5 separate regions of the Homo sapiens genome follow, and regions 2, 3, 4 and 5 are each linked to region 1. The links are chromatin contacts, found by Hi-C or POLR2A ChIA-PET in ENCODE. All regions are on one chromosome and are shown on one strand. The core of a region is the stretch at or near the end of the contact, and the rest is flanking DNA. Distances in the headings are between cores, read along the strand shown. Region 1 holds the start of PHKG2 (phosphorylase kinase catalytic subunit gamma 2). Region 2 overlaps PRSS36 (serine protease 36). Region 3 holds the start of ZNF48 (zinc finger protein 48). Region 4 holds the start of DCTPP1 (dCTP pyrophosphatase 1). Region 5 holds the start of STX4 (syntaxin 4).

The links. Hi-C counts contacts between places; a loop is a spot of excess contacts on that map. ChIA-PET counts read pairs that join two places held with the same protein, here RNA polymerase II (POLR2A). Pooled maps may share reads with other maps.
Region 2: a loop to region 1 is called in a map with no recorded cell type, with 8 times the contacts of the local background. The contact joins the enhancer-like site here to the promoter of PHKG2 in region 1. A Hi-C loop is called at or near these places in 1 of 37 single-sample maps with no recorded cell type and 5 of 50 pooled maps. POLR2A ChIA-PET finds 5 or more read pairs at or near these places in 4 of 52 experiments (B cell, CD4-positive, alpha-beta T cell, CD8-positive, alpha-beta memory T cell and 1 more).
Region 3: a pooled map shows a loop between it and region 1 (5-fold over the local background). The contact joins the promoter of ZNF48 here to the promoter of PHKG2 in region 1. A Hi-C loop is called at or near these places in 1 of 168 maps with a recorded cell type or tissue (naive thymus-derived CD4-positive, alpha-beta T cell) and 5 of 50 pooled maps. POLR2A ChIA-PET finds 5 or more read pairs at or near these places in 1 of 52 experiments (Caco-2).
Region 4: a pooled map shows a loop between it and region 1 (6-fold over the local background). The contact joins the promoter of DCTPP1 here to the promoter of PHKG2 in region 1. A Hi-C loop is called at or near these places in 1 of 168 maps with a recorded cell type or tissue (posterior cingulate gyrus) and 6 of 50 pooled maps. POLR2A ChIA-PET finds 5 or more read pairs at or near these places in 1 of 52 experiments (PC-9).
Region 5: a map with no recorded cell type shows a loop between it and region 1 (14-fold over the local background). The contact joins the promoter of STX4 here to the promoter of PHKG2 in region 1. A Hi-C loop is called at or near these places in 2 of 37 single-sample maps with no recorded cell type and 8 of 50 pooled maps. POLR2A ChIA-PET finds 5 or more read pairs at or near these places in 1 of 52 experiments (activated B cell).

What each region holds. Positions count from the first base shown.
Region 1 is chr16:30,746,484-30,749,923 of GRCh38, forward strand. It overlaps PHKG2 (phosphorylase kinase catalytic subunit gamma 2), which reads left to right and starts at 1,942. Exons shown (of 10, transcript NM_000294.3): 1 at 1,942-2,007; 2 at 2,320-2,432. The coding sequence starts at 2,338. RefSeq lists silencers at 1,689-1,988, 2,029-2,168.
Region 2 is chr16:31,140,555-31,143,994 of GRCh38, forward strand. It overlaps PRSS36 (serine protease 36), which reads right to left. Exons shown (of 15, transcript NM_173502.5): 7 at 3,034-3,283; 8 at 2,788-2,917; 9 at 2,183-2,439; 10 at 1,927-2,090; 11 at 1,169-1,406; 12 at 915-1,056; 13 at 1-203. Among named protein-coding and RNA genes, the nearest start is that of PRSS8, 6.5 kb to the left of the region's middle. RefSeq lists enhancers at 1-125, 126-659, 2,391-2,470 and silencers at 1,591-1,880, 1,931-2,340. Within about 2 kb of position 1,802, at least 34 of the 41 ENCODE cell types and tissues checked have a DNase peak (open chromatin) inside an H3K27ac peak, as active enhancers do; they include CD4-positive, alpha-beta T cell, where a contact is called at or near this core.
Region 3 is chr16:30,393,646-30,397,085 of GRCh38, forward strand. It overlaps ZNF48 (zinc finger protein 48), which reads left to right and starts at 1,775. Exons shown (of 3, transcript NM_001214909.2): 1 at 1,775-1,933; 2 at 2,135-2,228. The coding sequence starts at 2,150. RefSeq lists enhancers at 1-195, 2,197-2,793 and silencers at 1,687-1,876, 1,967-2,226.
Region 4 is chr16:30,428,215-30,431,654 of GRCh38, forward strand. It overlaps DCTPP1 (dCTP pyrophosphatase 1), which reads right to left and starts at 1,816. Exons shown (of 3, transcript NM_024096.2): 1 at 1,666-1,816; 2 at 843-953. The coding sequence starts at 1,766. RefSeq lists enhancers at 1-419, 420-920, 1,674-1,753, 2,154-2,263.
Region 5 is chr16:31,031,639-31,035,078 of GRCh38, forward strand. It overlaps STX4 (syntaxin 4), which reads left to right and starts at 1,920. Exons shown (of 11, transcript NM_004604.5): 1 at 1,920-2,197; 2 at 2,375-2,476; 3 at 2,588-2,687; 4 at 2,824-2,898; 5 at 3,332-3,402. The coding sequence starts at 2,168. RefSeq lists enhancers at 1,244-1,755, 2,268-2,778.

The DNA of each region.
Region 1 (3,440 bases), core at 692-3,191:
TCTGGGTTCAAGTGATTCTCCTGCCTCAGCCTCCTGAGTAGCTAGGATTACAGGCGTGTGCCACCACGCCCGGCTAATTTTTGTATTTTTAGTAGAAATGGGATTTCACCATTTGGTCAGGCTGGTCTCGACCTGACCTTGTGATCCACCCACCTCAGCCTCCCAAAGTGCTGGTATTACACGCGTGAGTTAACCGTGCCTAGCCGACGAATGTTTTAACGTAAATAAACCTGTGTAGTCAGTCACTCACCACCTATAGGAATATAACATTTGCAGCACATCAGCAAGTTCCCTCATGCTCTTCATTATTATTTTTATCCCCGATATTGACCTATGGAAACCCTTTCAATCTGGTTCCTGTGTCCTTGTGATAAGCCCCGCTCATTAGTAATGTCTGGCACAAATCACTCCAGACTCACCTTGTACTTTCCCTGCTGAAGCCTAGAAATTGGCCATTTCTCCTGAAAAGACTTAGTTCCTTTTATTGGGTACTGTTATTGAGAAATCAGCATCTAGACACTAGGCGTTCTACTGGGAAGTTACTGCTTAGGGCATTCTGAAAGCAGAGGTAAGAGCCAGTAAATAGTTAATGTTATCTACTTTACATCTTTTAAAAATCTTTTTAAAAATTCCAGTCAATCATAGGGTTCTTTCTCCACTTTCCCCATTCCAGATTCCAGATTCCAGATTCCCACAGTTAAGAACCTTGGCTTCCAGTCACATCAATATATTGATTACTCAGCTTCAGAATTATTATCCTGTTATATTACCAAACAACAAATCTAAGTAAAGTTCAAGATTTTTTGCAATTTTGCCTTTAGATTGATGGTATAGAGTCATAGTACTCTATAAAAAGTTACCTGAATTCATTTTTCTTCCCTCATAATTGTAATCCCAAAGTGTCATTTCTAAGATAGCTGTAGGGAGATAAGTTAATTCTTTTCCTCTTTGGCTGGAACATAACCTCCACAGGGTAGGGGTGTGTGTGTTGTTTCATTGCTCTCAGTCTAGTTCCTAGGTCTTAGACGGTCATAAAAATTTGTTAGTGAATGCCAGGTTTGAGCTATGCACTGAGTCACTCCTGGCAGAATCTAACAACCTGGTGGGTTTAGAACAGAGTGTGATACAAGGCTTTTGGGAGAGGGTGGAAGATTGAGAAAGTGTGTAAATCCCAGATAGTAAACGCTAGGGCTTTGGATGTATTTAGGAGGAGTTGAAGCGGACACAGAAAAGGCTTCCTCTGGCATTTTAAGTCCGAACTAAGAGGCCAAGCTGGAGTCCAAGCTGCGTGTGTCCAAATGTTTTAAGGGCTGGAGTGTACTCAGGACAGGCGCTTTGGGCCAGGCTGCTAATATTGAAAAGAGCTTGCTGGGCGTTGTGGCTCAAGCCTGTAATCCCAGCATTTTGGGAGGCTGAGGCGGGAGGATCGCTTGAGCCCCGAAGTTCAAGGCTGCAGTGAGCTATGATCGCGCCACTACACTGCAGCCTCAGCGTGGGCTACAGAGCGAGACCCTGTCTGAAAAAAGAGAAAATGCTGAATTCAGTTAGGGATGCTTGGAGGAGACCGAGGGAACCCTGCTCAAGTCTGGGAACTAGAGGCGCGGGAAGGTCCTGCTTCCCCGCCACCCAGAGATCACGTTTCCCAGTAAACCCAACTTCCGGGTCCCATTCCAGGCCTCCAAGCCCACGTGACAACAAGCTCCGCCCTCTGCTGTCCCGCAGATGCCACTCGGTGATTGGCCGCGTCTGAAGCCGCGCCCCGGCGTCGCGTTGCAGCCTTAGGTCCAGCCGAGCGCCGACTCACGCCCCAGCCCCAATTGGGCGGCCGGTTTCCAATTGGAAGGGCTTCTGAGCCTCAGTCTTCGGGCGGCGCTGACCATTGGCGGGCAGGATGGAGGCGGAGCCTTGGGTTGTCGCCCGCCGCCGGGGGTTAAGGTGAGCGACTGCAGGCAAACCCGGCGACAGCGCAGCTCGCGTCGACCCTGGCTCCTCTGCCTGCCCCCTCAGGTGAGCCTGCGCTAGACCCCCGTCCCCTTCCTGCGCCCGCCCGAATGCGCCTGCGCGGCAACAGCCGCCTGCCCTTGCGCCCCTTCCCCCTGCCTCCTGGGCACATCTCCCCACTCCCCTCCCTGCCCTGCCATCCTCCCGCCCCCAGGCTCTTCTGCGGGGTCTCCCCAGTCCGGGTCCTTCCCCCACCCCCCCCCACCCCCCAGGACCCTGGCGCCCCAGCTGCAAGGGCTGCGCCCCCGGGAGCCGCCATGCGGGTCGTCTCAGAGCCTGTGGGCCTCCCTGCCCTCACTGCCCTCCTCCTCCGCGCAGGCCCCCGCCTCCTTCAGGATGACGCTGGACGTGGGGCCGGAGGATGAGCTGCCCGACTGGGCCGCCGCCAAAGAGTTTTACCAGAAGTACGACCCTAAGGACGTCATCGGCAGGTAAGGCCGCGGCCAGGGAAACGGAGGTCCAAAGAGGTCGAGCCCCAGCATTCCCGCTTCCGTTTGAAGGCTGGAGAGTTCGCGGGTGGTGGTGGTGGTGGTGGTGGTGGTGGTGGTGGTGGTGGTGGTGGTGGTGGTGGTGGTGGTGGTGGTGGTGGTGGTGGTGGTGGTGGTGCTGCTGCTGCTGCTGCTGCTGGTGGTGCTGGTGCTGGTGGTGGTGGTGCTGGTGCTGGTGGTGGTGCTGGTGGTGGTGGTGCTGGTGGTGGTGCTGGTGGTGGTGCTGGTGGTGGTGTGTGTGTGTGTGTGTGTCTTTCGGTGGTGGTGGTGCTGGTGCTGGTGGTGCTGGTGGTGGTGGTGTGTGTGTCTGTGTGTGTGTGTGTGTCTTTCAAGTTCAGGTTTTCTCAGGAGAAGACTGGATAGTTGGTTTTGTTTGTTTGTTTGTTTGTTTTTGAGACGGAGTCTCGCTCTGTCGCCCAGGCCGGAATGCAGTGGCGCGATCTCGGCTCACTACAACCTCTGCCTCCTGGGTTCAAGTGATTCTCCTGCCTCAGCCTCCCGAGTAGCTGGGATTACAGGCGCGCGCCACCACGCCGGCTAATTTATATTTTTAGTAGAGGCGGGCGTTTCACCATATTGGCCACGCTGGTCTTGAACTCCTGATCTCGTGATCTGCCCGCCTCAGCCTCCCAAAGTGCTGGGATTACAGGCGTGAGCCACCGCGCCTGGTTGACTGAATAGTTCTAAATGGGAAGAATCAGTGATCAGTGGAGAACACCTAGTGACTAGACTCTTACCTTGGGTCAACCCCATTTTTTCACGGATTCATTCATTTATGCCTTCAACACAAAGCTCAACACGGGGAGGGCAGAAAAGATGCGTATGCCCTGGAGGTACTCCACCCGAAGTGACTGAAATTGGCACGTGAACGTTAAAAAGGCATCAGGCTAGATAGGTAGAGGTCTGTATCAAGTGCTATGGGATTCCAGAAAAGCACACCTTCTCAGGAGG
Region 2 (3,440 bases), core at 552-3,051, 390 kb after region 1:
GGTGGAGACAGATGGGCAGGGCTGATGGGGAGGGCTCCACCCGGGAGCTCAGCTCCAGGAGGGCCAGGGGGGGCCTGAGTCCCAGGTGCTGGGGCAGCCGGATGCTGATGACCAAGCGGGATACCTGGTGGCCCTGTGGGAGGGAGCTGGCCCCTGCCCGGCCCAGATACACTTCAATGTAAGGCACTGTTGTAGAGCCTGGCCTGTTGGAACAAGGTCCAATGTCACCTTCTGCTCCTCCCATTGCTGGCAAAGTCCTTCCCAGCCCAGGGGAAGGATGACTCTCTGGGGTCATGCCACTCACTCCTTCATCATCCCTCCTTCCAAATCTCCCTTCTAGGTCAAAACATCTCCCAGTGCTGTAAGATTCTTCCCTCATGCCCCACCCCAGACAGAGTCTTGCTCTGTCGCTCCGACTGGAGTGCAGTGGCGCAATCTTGGCTCACTGCAACCTCTGCCCTCCCTGGGTTCAAGCGATTCTCCTGCCTCAGCCTCCCACGTAGCTGGGGTTACAGGCGCCTGCCACCACCCCTGGCTAATTTTTGTATTTTTAGTAGAGGGGTTTCACCATGTTGGCCAGGCTCGTCTTGAACTCCTGACCTCATGATCTGCCCGCCTCGGCCTCCCAAAGTGCTAGGATTACAGGTGTGAACCATTGCGCCCAGCTGTAAGATGCTTAAAGGAGAATATCCCACTATTTTAAGAGTCCTTTGGGTGAGGCACAGTGGCTCATGCCTGTAATCTTAGTACGTTGGCCAAGGCAGGAGGATTGCTTGAGGCTGGCCTGGGCAACACAGCAAGATCTCATTGTTAATTTTTTTTAAACAAACAAACAAACAAATAACAAAAACAAGTCTTTGGCTCTGTTCCATTCTCCCCTCCCGTCTCTCGCCTAGGAGACGAGTGAGACCCACCTGAGGACACAGTGAGTGGCTGCCAGGACCCAGCCTGGGGCCAGGAGGATCCCAGTGCAGACTCGATCACCAGCCACATGCACCTCTGCCAGCCAGGGCCACAGGACCCCCACTGGAGCAGCCTCCAGCCGCAGGCCACAGGCTAGGGAGAGGAGGTGGCCACCTCAGTTGGGGCCCCATGGCTGACCCCTGAGCCCCTGCCATGGGTCTGTGCACTCCCAGGAGCCCCTAGGGCCCAAAAGCGTCCTGCTCACCACCATGCTCTGTGTGTGGGGGACAAGTCTGTGTCTCAGTCTCCTCCCCATCAGGGCCCCAATCCCAGGCTAGCTGGTCCTCCAGGTAGGCTCCCCGAGTCACATGGCTGATCCATGGGCCATGAGTCTGCAGAGGGAAGAAGGCTCGGGGACGTAGACAGCCACTGGGAAAGTCTCTGATTCCAGCCAGAAACCAGGTCCCCTCCTCCTGGCACAAAAGGCTCCAACGCGAGTCATTCTGCAGCAACAAAGTGTGTGTGTTACTTGCCTCTGCGTGTGTGCAGAGAATATCAGAGCTCCTGGGGCTTTCCAGGACTCCAGATTTTCCCATTTGCGGAAGTATCAAGTTCCACCTTCTCCAAATCAGACTCCAAATACTAATTTGTGTAAGAATTCAGCCCTCACTTTAAGATTCTCCTTAAATCCAGAGATAGAGAGAAACCATAGCACCAGCTCAGAGCCCGCCTCAGCTCCCTCCCAAAAGTTCTCTAGGGGCAGGCCCCACCCCCAGCTCGTTCTGGCCCCGCTTCCACCCCGGCTCCGCCCCATTCCCAGTTCCGCAAGCCCCGCCCCTTCCTAGAGCCCACTCGGACCCGCCTTCCCCAGGCCCCGCTCCCTCCCTAGAGCCCACTCGGACCCGCCTTCCGCAGGCCCCGCCCTCTCCCTAGAGCCCACTTGGACTCGCCTTCCACAGGCCCCGCCCTCTTCCTAGAGCCCTCTCGGGCCCGCGTTCCGCGGGCCCCGCCCCCGCCGCTTACCCAGCAGCTGCCCACCTCCTCCTTTTCCTGGTAGGCAGGGCAGAGCGCGTGCGGCGGGTCTCCGGGCAGCGGTACTGCCGCCCCCTGGCGGCCGTACAGGCAGTGGCACCACCAGCCGCCTAACAGCTCCGCCTCCAGCAGCGCGCCTGGGCCAAGCGCGGGTTCTGGAAGGGAAAAGGCAGGGAGCCCGCGCTGCGGCCCAGACGGCCCCTGCACCGCCCGGTGCCGCCCGGCCCAGCGCCGGTCCCCAGCTCACCCCCGCGGCCCCAGCGGGCCAGGCGGCAGCGGCTCCCGGGCAGGAAGTAGTGTTCCGGGTGGGGTAGGCACACGGGCCGCGAAGCCGCGCTCAGGTTCACGGGCGTGCGCAGCTGCAGCAGCGCCAGGTCCGAGGCGTTGTCCCACGAAGCGTTCTCGTGCTGCACCAGGCGCGCCACCCGCTCCGCGCGCGGGCGCGAGGGCAGCAGCACGCGCCAGGCGTCGAGGTCGCGGGGTGGGCTGTCGGAGCTGTTCGGGCTGCGGGATGGGGGCCGAGGGACGTGGGCCGGATCCCGCACACGTGGCTGGAAACCTCACACCCCGGCTTAGACTTGCCAGGCGAGGATCCTGCATCCTGGCGGGATCCCCACGACACCCCCATTCCAACAGCTCACTCACACCCCCGCCTCCGGGATCGAACTTCTATCTACCATGCCTCTACCCACCCCTGCCAGGCCAGGACCCCTCTTTTTGTGCTGGATCCTACACCTCCGAATGGGACCCCGCCCCCCCCACACCCCCTGGGGAGGGGCTGGGGCCGAATGGATGGTATCTCAGGCTGTAGGGAGGGGCAAGGATCGGCTTGAAACGTAGATTTTCACTCACTCCAGAAAGCAGCTGGCAGGTGCCAAGACCCAGCTTTCAGACACCAGCGCCCCATGGCAGGGTCTGGATCCTGGCACCATCACCTGGGCCTCCCAGGGCCAGGCCCCTGGCCGCGGGGCCTTCCCGCACTCTGAGGGGTGAGAGGCCTGGGTCAGTGGGCCTCCTGCAACCCAATCACTCCCAGCAGTCTCCATCCCAACTCACTCTCCCATGTCCCGCTTACATCCAGGGGTGCCGCCCACTCACCAGGCAGGGCAATGGTGCAGTTCTCCTCCCTGGGCTCCTGGGGATCTGACTGGGTCTTCTGGGGCTGGGTGGGAAAGGCAGGCCCAGGCTCTGAACCCATCACCTGCTCCCGTATCCATGCCTCATAGGTAGCCACAGCAGTGAAAACTCCAGGGCGGTTTCTCCGTCCACAGCCAAAGCCAAAGCTGGTGATTCCTGCCTGGAACCAGCGGCCGCCTTCCTCACAGACCAGGGGCCCCCCAGAGTCACCCTAGTGGCAGATGACTGCATGTCAAGGGGTCAGCCCAGGGACCTACTCGAAAAGGTCCTGCACCTCCTTTTGGCCCAACATACACCACCTTCTCCCTTCTCCTAGAAACCCTCCTTGGCTAGGCCTTGTCCTCTGCATTCCCTGCGGCTCTAAACAG
Region 3 (3,440 bases), core at 525-3,024, 350 kb before region 1:
AAGTGTTGGGATTACAGGTGTGAGCCACTGCACCTGGCCGGGTCCATATAACTACCTTAACAGTCTCTCTTTCTTTCTCTTTTTTTTTTAGATGGGGTCTCGCTCTATTACCCAGGCTGAAGGGCAGTGTCACAAATATGGTTTACTGCAGCCTCAACCTCCTGGGCTCAGGTGATCCTCCTGCCTCAGTCTCCAGTGTAGCCAGGACCACAGATATGTGCTACCATGCGCTGCTAAATTTTTGTTTTTTTTTTGTAGAGACAAGGTCCACTTTTTTGCCTAGGCTGGTTTCGAACTAGTGGCCTCAAGTGATCCTCCCACCTTGGCCTCCCAAAGTGCTGGGATTACAGGCATGAGCCACTGGGCCCAGCCCATTCTCTCTCTCTTTTTTTTTTTTTTTAAAGAGACAGGGTCTCGCTCTGTTGCCCAGCATGGAGTACAGTGGCACGATCCACGATCATGGCTCACTGCATCCTTGAATGCCCAGGTTCAGGGAATCCTCTCAGCTGGGATTACAGGGGCAGGCCACCAGGCCCAGCTAAATTCTCTAATTTCAGTGATTTGTGTACTTGCTCCTTTAGACTGGTAGCTCTCCAAGGACAAATCTTGCAGGTGTTTCAACTTTTTATCCCCAACTCTTGGCTTAGCACTAAGATGCTAATAAATGTGAATTAATGCATAAACCACAGTTACCCCCACCATCATTGGCAGAGGGGCTGAAGACACCTCCAGACACTCTCTCCACCCCAAAACCAAGCCCGCCCAGAGAGCGGATACTGGGATCTTGCTCCTAGGGCCTGGGAACCTGGAAACACAGCTCCAGCCAGGGGCCCACCAGGATGGGAAACAGGGCTTGTTCTTCAGCCTCTCCCTGAGCCTGGCCTCTATAGGGCTGCCGACCTGTCCGGAGTCTTTCTGGCCGCCTCTTTCTTTGTGTCTCTTTCTCTTTGTCTCTGCCCGTTTCGCTCACTATCGTCTTTTGTTCCTCTGCTTCTGGGCCTGTTACTCTCCAGGCTCCCAGCCTCTTACTGCTCCTCGGACTCTGCGTCAATGACTTTATCTCTTATCCGTTTCTACGTCTCTGTCTCTAGCGGCTAATCTTTGGCTCCCCTTATTTTTGGTCAGCCGCTGTCCCTCGGTCTCTCTCTGCCTTTGCGTCCTCTGTGACTCAGGGCTCTGATGTGAGTCTCTGGCTCAGGGTCTCTGTTCCGGGCCCCAGGTCTGATTCCATCTCTCCAGCAGCATTTACCCGGTGTCTGCCTCTAGCCTCTGCTCCTGCCTCGGTCTCCCCAGCCCAGCCCCCATTCCATACCCACCCCCACCCCGGGCCCTCGGCCTCTCGGACCAGCCCCGCTTTGTTTCCCACGTCTCGGCGCCCCGCCCCGCCCCGTCTGGGGTCTCCGCCGCCCTTTGTCTGCCTTGGTCTCTCCCCCACCCCTTTCCCCGGGTCCGTCTTTGGATCCCTCTTTCTTTGTCTCTCCCAGGTCGGAGTGGCTGGCGCTGTCGGCCGGCCGGGGAGGTCGGCGCGGGTGGCTGGAGACACACAGCCACAATTACGAAGAGCCTCGGGCCTCACCACCCAGCTGCAGCCCAGGAGGCACACGGTTAATACCACCGAGTTCGGGCCGCCGGCCTCGGCTTAGAGTAGCCCCTGGGCCGCACGCTGCCGCCCGCCGGCCACAGAGCTACCGCCGACGCGGGCGACCCCCACAGGCCCGCAGCTCCTCCAAGGTCCTAGAGCGGCTCCGTGCGGCCCCGCGCTTCCGCTTCCCGTCCCCGCCCCCGGTGGCCGCCCCCGGGACGCCTGGGTCCGAGCCCGCTCCCGGCTTGGCGCGGAGCCTGCATCCCGGAGCCGCTGGCGGCTCGGGCGCCTGCACCCCGCTGAGGAGCTCCGGAGGGCGCCGGGGTGGCGGAGCCGGAGGCGGCCGGCAAGGTGAGAGCGGCGGCTGCGCGCTGGGAGGAGCAGCAGGTGCAGGGGCGGCCGGCGGCGCGGGCAGGGGGCACCGGGAGCCGCGCCCGTACCTGGGACCCGACGCCGCCCGGTGCCCGCGCTGGCCGGCAGAGGGCAGCGGCAGGGCGCCGCGGGCCACACATGGCTGCGTGACCGCGGGATGCTGTCTGTCCCCTTGCTCAGGGCGGCGTGCCGGCGATGGAGCGCGCGGTAGAGCCTTGGGGCCCAGATCTCCACCGCCCGGAGGAGAGGGAGCCACAGAGAGGCGCCCGCACAGGTGAGGGCCTCGGCCGTGCGCCGCCACGGACAGGTAACGGCCGGTGGGGACTGCGATGCTTGGCTGTGGCCGGCCGAGATCCTGGAAGATCGGACGTGAGCTGTGCCTCTGGGGAGATAGGGGGAGGGGAGCTTTCGGAGCACCAACTGTGCGCCAGGCCGGGAGGGGCTCTTCACGGCCTCTGTCCCCTCCCTCACGGCCTTCCTCATCCTTACTGCCTCTGCCCTACTTCAGGCTTCATTCTGTTTTATCCTGGCAATTGCAGTAGCCTCCTCTCTGCCCCTTTCTCTCCACTGATGCATTCTCTCGCCAGCTTGATCTAAGTCCAGATATAATCCTGTGTCTCTTCTGGAAAACCTTCCCTAGCGTCCCCCAGTCTCCTAATTAAAAGCCTTAGCTAGTGTCCAATCCAAACCGTGCGTGCTCAGGTTAGTCCCAACATCCTTTGACACCTTATCTTCCATTCCACTCCATTATTTTCTCTTCGCTCTGCCGTAATGCCGGTTCCTATTTCCTTATCTCCTATCTCTCTTGTGACAACATAGTTATTCTAGTTATTCTGCACCCACAATTATAACCATTGATACTTTAATCTTATCTCTCCTACCACCCTAAGCTTCTTGAGGAAGGGATGTGTGCCTGGGTCCTCTCAGGTACACACAGGATAACTGATGTAATAAATTACCGAATGGGCTAATATAATAAGATACAATAATAATAGCAAATACCAAGTTTTCCAAATAGACAATATAATGTAGGGATTAACACGGGCTTGAGTGTCAGAGAGACCTTAGTTAGACATCACGCTTTGCTACTTTTTTTTTTTTTTTTTTTTTTTGGCGACAGGGTCTCACTGTGTCACCCAGGCTAGAGTGGCACAATCACAGCTCACTGCAGCCTCCACCTCCTGGGCTCAAGTGATCCTCCTACCTCAGCCTCCCAGTAGCTGGGACTACAGGTGTGCACCACCATGCCCAGCTAATTTTTGTATTTTTTTTTGTAGAGTTAGGGTCTCACCATGTTGCCCAGGCTGGTTTCTAACTCCTGGGCTTAAGTGATCCACCCACCTCGGCCTCCCAAAGTGCTAGGATTACAGGTGTGAGCCACCCTGCTGGCCTGGCTTTGCTACTTTCTAACCTTTATAACCTCCAGCAAAAGGACTTAAATTCTCTGAGTCTTTCCATGCCTGTAATATGGGGATAGTCATAGTGT
Region 4 (3,440 bases), core at 566-3,065, 320 kb before region 1:
CTCCTCCACAGCCCTATCACTCATCCAACGTGTGCCTATTGAGCGCCTACTATGCGCTGGGCACTTGGGACACATCAGAGAAAACAGATCCCAAATCCCTGATTTTTCCTGAGATGCTTACAATGAAGGAGCGTCAGATTCTCCCTGAATTGAACTTGCCCTTTCTTGCCTCACTGCCCCTGCAAATGTAGTTCCCATGTCTGGAATGCCACAGGCAGGTCCTCTACAGAATACCTTCCTTTCAGCCCCAGAGGCAGAGGAAAAGGGTTGTTGGGCCAGGCGTGGTGGCTCACCCCTGTAATCCCAGCACTTTGGGAGGCCAAGGCGGGTGGATCACCTGAGGTCAGGAATTTGAGACTAGCCTGACCAATATGGTGAAACCCCGTCTCCACTAAAAATACAAAAATTAGCCAGGCGTGGTGGGGGGCACCTGTAGTCCCAGCTACTCGGGGGGCTGAGACAGAACTGCTTAAACCCAGGAGGCGGATGTTGCAGTGAGCCGAAATTGAGCCACTGCACTCCAGCCTGGGCGACAGAGCGAGACCCCGTCTCAAAAAAAAGCCAAAAAAACAAAAAACAAAAGAAGGGAAAAGGGTTGTTGCCACTGCTTCTTCCTAGACGGGACCTGTCCTGATGCTTTCACACCTCACACCTCTCTCTTCCAGGAGGCTGAGTGCCCCTAGAGGGCAGGGACCCGTGAGTCCTCTCTGCATCCCAACAACAGCAAAGAGCCTAGCAATCAGGAGGGGAAACTGAACCCATGAATGTTTGAAGACCAAATAAATGCTCCCCTCCCCTCCCCCACAACTCAGACTCTACCAGGAAGCTTTCCATCTACTCACAAGAGTTCTGCCAGCTCCCCCACTTCCCCAACCAAGGCCAGGAGGAGATTCCGAGGCTGATGGAACTGTTCCCAGTCTCGTTCCGCAGCAAACTCAGCATGGAGGCGGCGGCTGAAATAGGACAAAGGAGTGTAAGTCCAAGTCTCCGGGTTAGAGGGTGATGCAGGGGCCAGAGGCAGCTACCCCCGTAGTATGTAATGGGGCCTGGGACCAGGAGATTCTGCAACTAATTCATTGGATGGTATTGTGCAGGTCATTTCCTCTTTCCGGAACTTGGTTCCCTCATCTATAAAATGGGCGTGCCCCTGAACTGCCCTTAACATCTCGCCAAAACTAACAAAACCCTCTTCATTATTCCATCTCCTGCTGCTACTTCTGCAGTTTCCTCCACCTGGAATCGCCGCACATCAAAATGCAATTTCTCTTACAGAAGGTAGTTCCACAGACCCTTCCTCTAAGAAGCCTTTCTTGACCTCCTCCAGCAAAAAATAACGTCTCCCACCTCTCAGCACTTCGTTTGCCCCTCTCGTACCCCCGGCGCCTGGAGAGCAGAGGCGGTATCTGGTGCCGGTATCTTCCCAGGGCTAGGCTGAAGGGCGTTCCTAGTTACCACTCGGAGGCACCACCCAATTTCCCTTGCCTCAGGTGTGCACCGCTGCGCCCATTTTGCAGATGAGGTAAGAAGGCTCACCCAGGGACAGCCCACAGAGCCAGGACCCGAGCCCCGCTGCCAGCCCGCTTCCCGACCACGTGGAGGAACCCTCCCCAAAACGCGGGAGAAAGGGGCGACTTCCCCACCCCGAGCTGGGCCAGGCCTGCTTACATGTCCTCGAGCGTGGGCTCCGGGCTGAAGCTGAACCGGCCGGGAGCAGCAGTGTCCTCTCCCCCCGTGTCCCCACGAATCTCCCCACCGGCCACAGACATGCCGCCCACCGCTGCACCGCGACTTCACGGAAAACCCACGAGCCACGCTCGAAGCCCCGCCTCCAGAGCTCCGACCAATTACGGGAGTTCTCTATTGCCTCACGGGGCGGAGCCTGAGGAAAGAGACCAATGACTTTTGTGGAGTTTGCTACAGCCCTCCCCTTCCCTCACTGGACCAATCTGAGGGAGCTTCAAGCGCGCGTTTCTAGTCTTAGGCCCTGGAATTCTTCCGCTAGGCCCTGTGTCTAAAGGTAGAGGTACCAATTCGACCTGGGGAAGAGACGAAGGGCAGAGGGTGGGGGAAGCGCAGGCGCGTCACTTCGTTTATGGGCGCCAGAGGGCGCCAAAGCGAAACGGCAGCGGAAGAGGGCCCGTCAGGTGGAAAACCCTATAAATGAAAGGCCCTATGCATAGGTATTAAATCAGGGCTTAAGGACGTTGAGAAACCTCGAGGCCAACCCCCACACTATTTGGATGGGATTGAAGGGGAAGAGCGGAGTAAGATCAGACGGCAGTAGGACTTCAGCTCCCCGCCATCGCTGTGTCCTGTGGTTGAAACGATGGAGGTCGCCCCATCCCTGTCCTAAGGGAGGCAGTAGGCCCCAGCGCAACGTACATTGCCCTGAAACACGTGGCCCCTTATGGTCTGGCCTGTGCCGGCCTCTCCAGCCTCATGGGTCCCCAGCACGGCTCCTCCACCCCACACACGAGAACTCCAGGCTCCACTCACACCAGGGAATACGCGAGGTGGCGAGTCACAGGGTTGCTGCTTTCAAATCAGAACCACTGAGTTATTGGCCATGGGAGGAGCAGAGATCTTTATGAAACCCTAGAACAGGTGTAGTCTTGCAAAGAATGATTTATTATTGTACCCTTATTAGGGCTACTATCTCTGATTTCCACGTTTAAAGAGGCTTCCAGCTTGCTGGAAGTGAAAGCGTAAGAAAGCGCAGGAAGAGGCAGAGTCAGATTTTGGAAATTAAAATCCCAAGGCTGTGACAATTGCAATTCTAGGTATATGCCCTAGAGAAATTAATGAATATGTGCAGAGAGACACATGCAAGAAGTTCATTACAGTTTTGTTTCTAAGAGTGAAAAAAATTGAAAATAAAATGACTATCAACGGAAGAATGGCTACATGGAAGTATATTTATACAAATGATATTATCCAGCAGTTAAGATTGGATACATGCAACAGAAACAAGTTTAAACTGCTTTTAGCAAGAAAAAGAAATCTATTATTTTTATTTTTTAAATTTTTTATAGAGACAGGGTTTCACCATGTTGCCTAAGCTGGTCTTGAACCAGGATTGCTGGATTGGGCTCTAGCAATCCTCCTGCCTTGGCCTCCCGAAGTGCTGGGATTACAGGCACGAGCCACCCCCACCGGCCACAAGGAATTTATTGTAAGGATACAAGAGTGTCTCCAGAATACAGTGGGACCTCAGGAATGAACTGGAACTGGGGTGGCTGTTTTAAGCATTTTACATATTTAATCCTCATAGCAACTAATTTAATCCTCACAAAAACCCTATATGGTAGGTAATATTGTTGTCATCCCCATTTTAAAGATAAGGAAACTGAGGCCGGGCGCGGTGGCTCACGCCTGTAATGCCAGCACTTTGGGAGGCCGAGGCGGGCGGATCACGAGGTCAGGAGATCGAGACCATCCTG
Region 5 (3,440 bases), core at 670-3,169, 290 kb after region 1:
TCAAGCAATCCTCCTGTCTCAGCCTCCCAAGTAGCTGGGATTACAGGCACCTGCCATCATGCCTGGCTAATTTTTGTATGTTTGTAGAGACAGGGTTTCGCCATGTTGGCCAGGCTGGTCTCCAACTCCTGGCCTCAGGTGATCTGCCTGCCTCAGCCTCCCAAAGTGCTGGGATTACAGGCATGAGCCACCACACCCTGCCTGAGCTGGGTTTTAACAGGAAGAGGAGAAGAGCCAAAACTCCTCACATAGAATCACACAGCACTTGACAGTTTCCAACCTCATCATCACTGAAGTTTAGAGCAGCCGATACCCATAAAGATGATCTCCCCATCCCCCTACAGTTACCCACTGTGCAGAGGGAGATCCACACTTAGAGACAGGAAGCGATTTCCAGAAGTCCATAGCAACTCAGTCCCAGGAATCTAGGTTTCCTGACCAGGGCATAGCAGAAAGGGTCCATTCCTTTCCTTGCTTGTACCTTCACAGAAGCTTCCTGGACAGAGCCCTGGGGTCCAGGAGACCTGTTATTCATTCCCGGCTATGCTGAGACTTGCTGAGTGACCTTGGGGACTCCTTCTAGAGAATATAAGTTCCACGAGTGCAGGAATTTTTGTCTATTAGTCCTTGATGTATCTCCAGCCCTAGAACAGTGTTTGGCCCATACTATGTGCCCAAAAAATATCCATTAAATGACTGAATGTTGCTGTGCATGGTGGTGCATGCCTGTAATCCCAGCACTTTGGGAAGCTGAGGCAGAAGGATTGCTTAAGCCCAGGAGTTAGAGACCAGCTTGGACAACATAGTGAGACCGCATCTCGTAAAAATTTTTAAAAATAAAAAATGAGTGAATATCTAGATAGCCAGGATTAGAGAAGTGTCACAGTCAGAAAGCCTGAAGCCTAAAGAAGACCAAGGAACCAGGGGCTTTATCCTCAGATACATGAAAGCCTGAAATTCTGTCCACAAGTATTTATAGAGGGCCCGTAATGTTCTTGGTACTGGGCTAGGAACTCCCCAGATTCAGTTAAGAACAAAGTCATTACCTGGCCTCAGATGCAAGGCAGGGGCTGGGGGGTGTGAGTGGCAGGGAGGCAGCGTGATCAATACAAACACTTTTCTTAGCCTGAGCTGCCCTGACATGGTCTGACGGCTCACAAGGTGGTGAGTGCAGCCGGGCTGCAGTGTTCAAGGAGGGCGCCGGCTGGCCGCCCACCTGTCAGAGGCTGCGCCAGAAGGATGCGGAAGAAGAGATTTCTGCCTTGGCTGAGGTCACTTCCCACCCCCAGATTCCCTGCCCACACAACCCTGCAATTTTCTGACGCTGACGACTCGGATCCTATTATTTCCCGATTTTCAAGGTCCCATGATGCTGACAGCCCCAAATGCTAAGTCGTCAGTCCGCCCACGCCCTGGACCCGAAAGCAATAAAGGCGAGGTCAGCAAGGGTCCTACCACCCACTGCCTCGAAAGGCCTCTGGGGGTGGTCGGCGCGCCCCTCCCCACCTCGCGGGGGCCGTGTGGGCGTCGCTCGGTCGTTGGGGTGCCGGGGACGTCGTGATGAGAACGGCGTCCCAGAGACGGCGGTGACAGAGCCGGGACACGTGACAGTCACAGGGTCACATTCTGCGGTCCACGAGTTTGGGACCGGGCTGGTCACGTGACGCGGTGGGGGCACCATGGGGTGATGTGAGATGCGGGTGTCTCGGATTACGTACAAATGACGTATTCCTACCCCTTTTGGCAACCAGATTTCCGTTGGAAGATGCAACGGTTCCGGTGACGGTAGCAAGTTCTCGCGTCCAGGCATCTCCGCTTCCGCTCGGGGCGCAACAACTTCCGACTCCACCTTCCCAGCCTCGGGCAAGGAAGAGACGCGACCATGTGCGCATGCCCCGAATTTATCACGGAGGGGCGGGGCTGAGGCTGCGGGAGCTGGAGCGGGGAAGAAAAGGGAATTCCAACCTGTGGAACCTTGGGGGGTCCCCGGGGTCGGCGCCTTCCCATTGACTGTGGGCGGTGCAAGGGACGGAGCCTCTGGCGGCTCGTGGGGGTGTTGGGGTCCGCAGGGGGAGGGAGGGGAGTGTCAGAGTGTGAGCGGGGTACGGGAATTCCAAATTTGAGGGCCTCCCGGCTCTGGCGCCGGGGAGGGAGAGCTCAGGCCGCCATGCGGGACAGGACCCACGAGCTGAGACAGGTGAGACGCCAGGGCAGCGGGGATGGGGACGGGCGGACGAACTGGAACGCAGGACTTCTGGTCTTCGGGATAGGGAGGGGTGGCTGATGGCCAGGAAGGAAAGTCCCGGAAGCCTGTGGGTCCTGCGGGGTAAGAGCCGCAGCGAAACGGTGGTGCCAATGACTCCGGGCCTGGCAGGGGGATGACAGCTCGGACGAAGAGGACAAGGAGCGGGTCGCGCTGGTGGTGCACCCGGGCACGGCACGGCTGGGGAGCCCGGACGAGGAGTTCTTCCACAAGGTAAGGGGCTGGGGTCTCCGCCTGGATTCGCGAGGGTGTAGGAGGACCCGAGGAGTAGCGTGGTCTGGAGTACCCCATATCTCTTTCAGCCCTCTCGGTCACCCTCCCCAGGTCCGGACAATTCGGCAGACTATTGTCAAACTGGGGAATAAAGTCCAGGAGTTGGAGAAACAGCAGGTCACCATCCTGGCCACGCCCCTTCCCGAGGAGAGTGAGTGAAACCCCGGCTGCAGGGCGCATGCTCCGCCCCAGGGATTGTGGGGGTTGTAGTTCCACGCAGGTGGTGGCCAGAGTGGTTTGTTGAGGTGGGGGCTGCTGTTTGGGAGTCTTGGCCTTCTCTTATTCAGGCATGAAGCAGGAGCTGCAGAACCTGCGCGATGAGATCAAACAGCTGGGGAGGGAGATCCGCCTGCAGCTGAAGGGTGAGCTCCTGGGACCTCAGACAGATCCTTCCCTCTGATCCTGCCCTGTTGTTGGTATATCTGGGGAGTGTGTGGCCCAGAGAAGCCAGTGATATATCCAGGTCACACAGCAGGCCTGGGTCTAGCATCTGTCTCCTGGCCTCCAGGCCATTGTACTCTCCACAGCACAAGTCCGCCTCTCAGGTTCTTTTATTTACAATGAAACCATTTACTTACACAGTTATCGCTGCCCACTGGGCATTCTTTGGGCAGGGAGATGGAGTTTTGTTAGGTGGCCTCTGCATACCTATGGGAACTCAGTGATGTAATGCAAAGAAAAATAAACTTACTTTCTCCTCTTAGAGGCTCAGCCTTAGTCATTTTATGATAAATTATATTTCCCTAAAAATCCTATGGAGACAAGTACCCCCAATACCCCTGTGTCTTCCCACAGCCATAGAGCCCCAGAAGGAGGAAGCTGATGAGAACTATAACTCCGTCAACACAAGAATGAGAAAAACCCAGGTGGGTTTTTTTTCTCAGAAATGAGGACATTTCAGCAA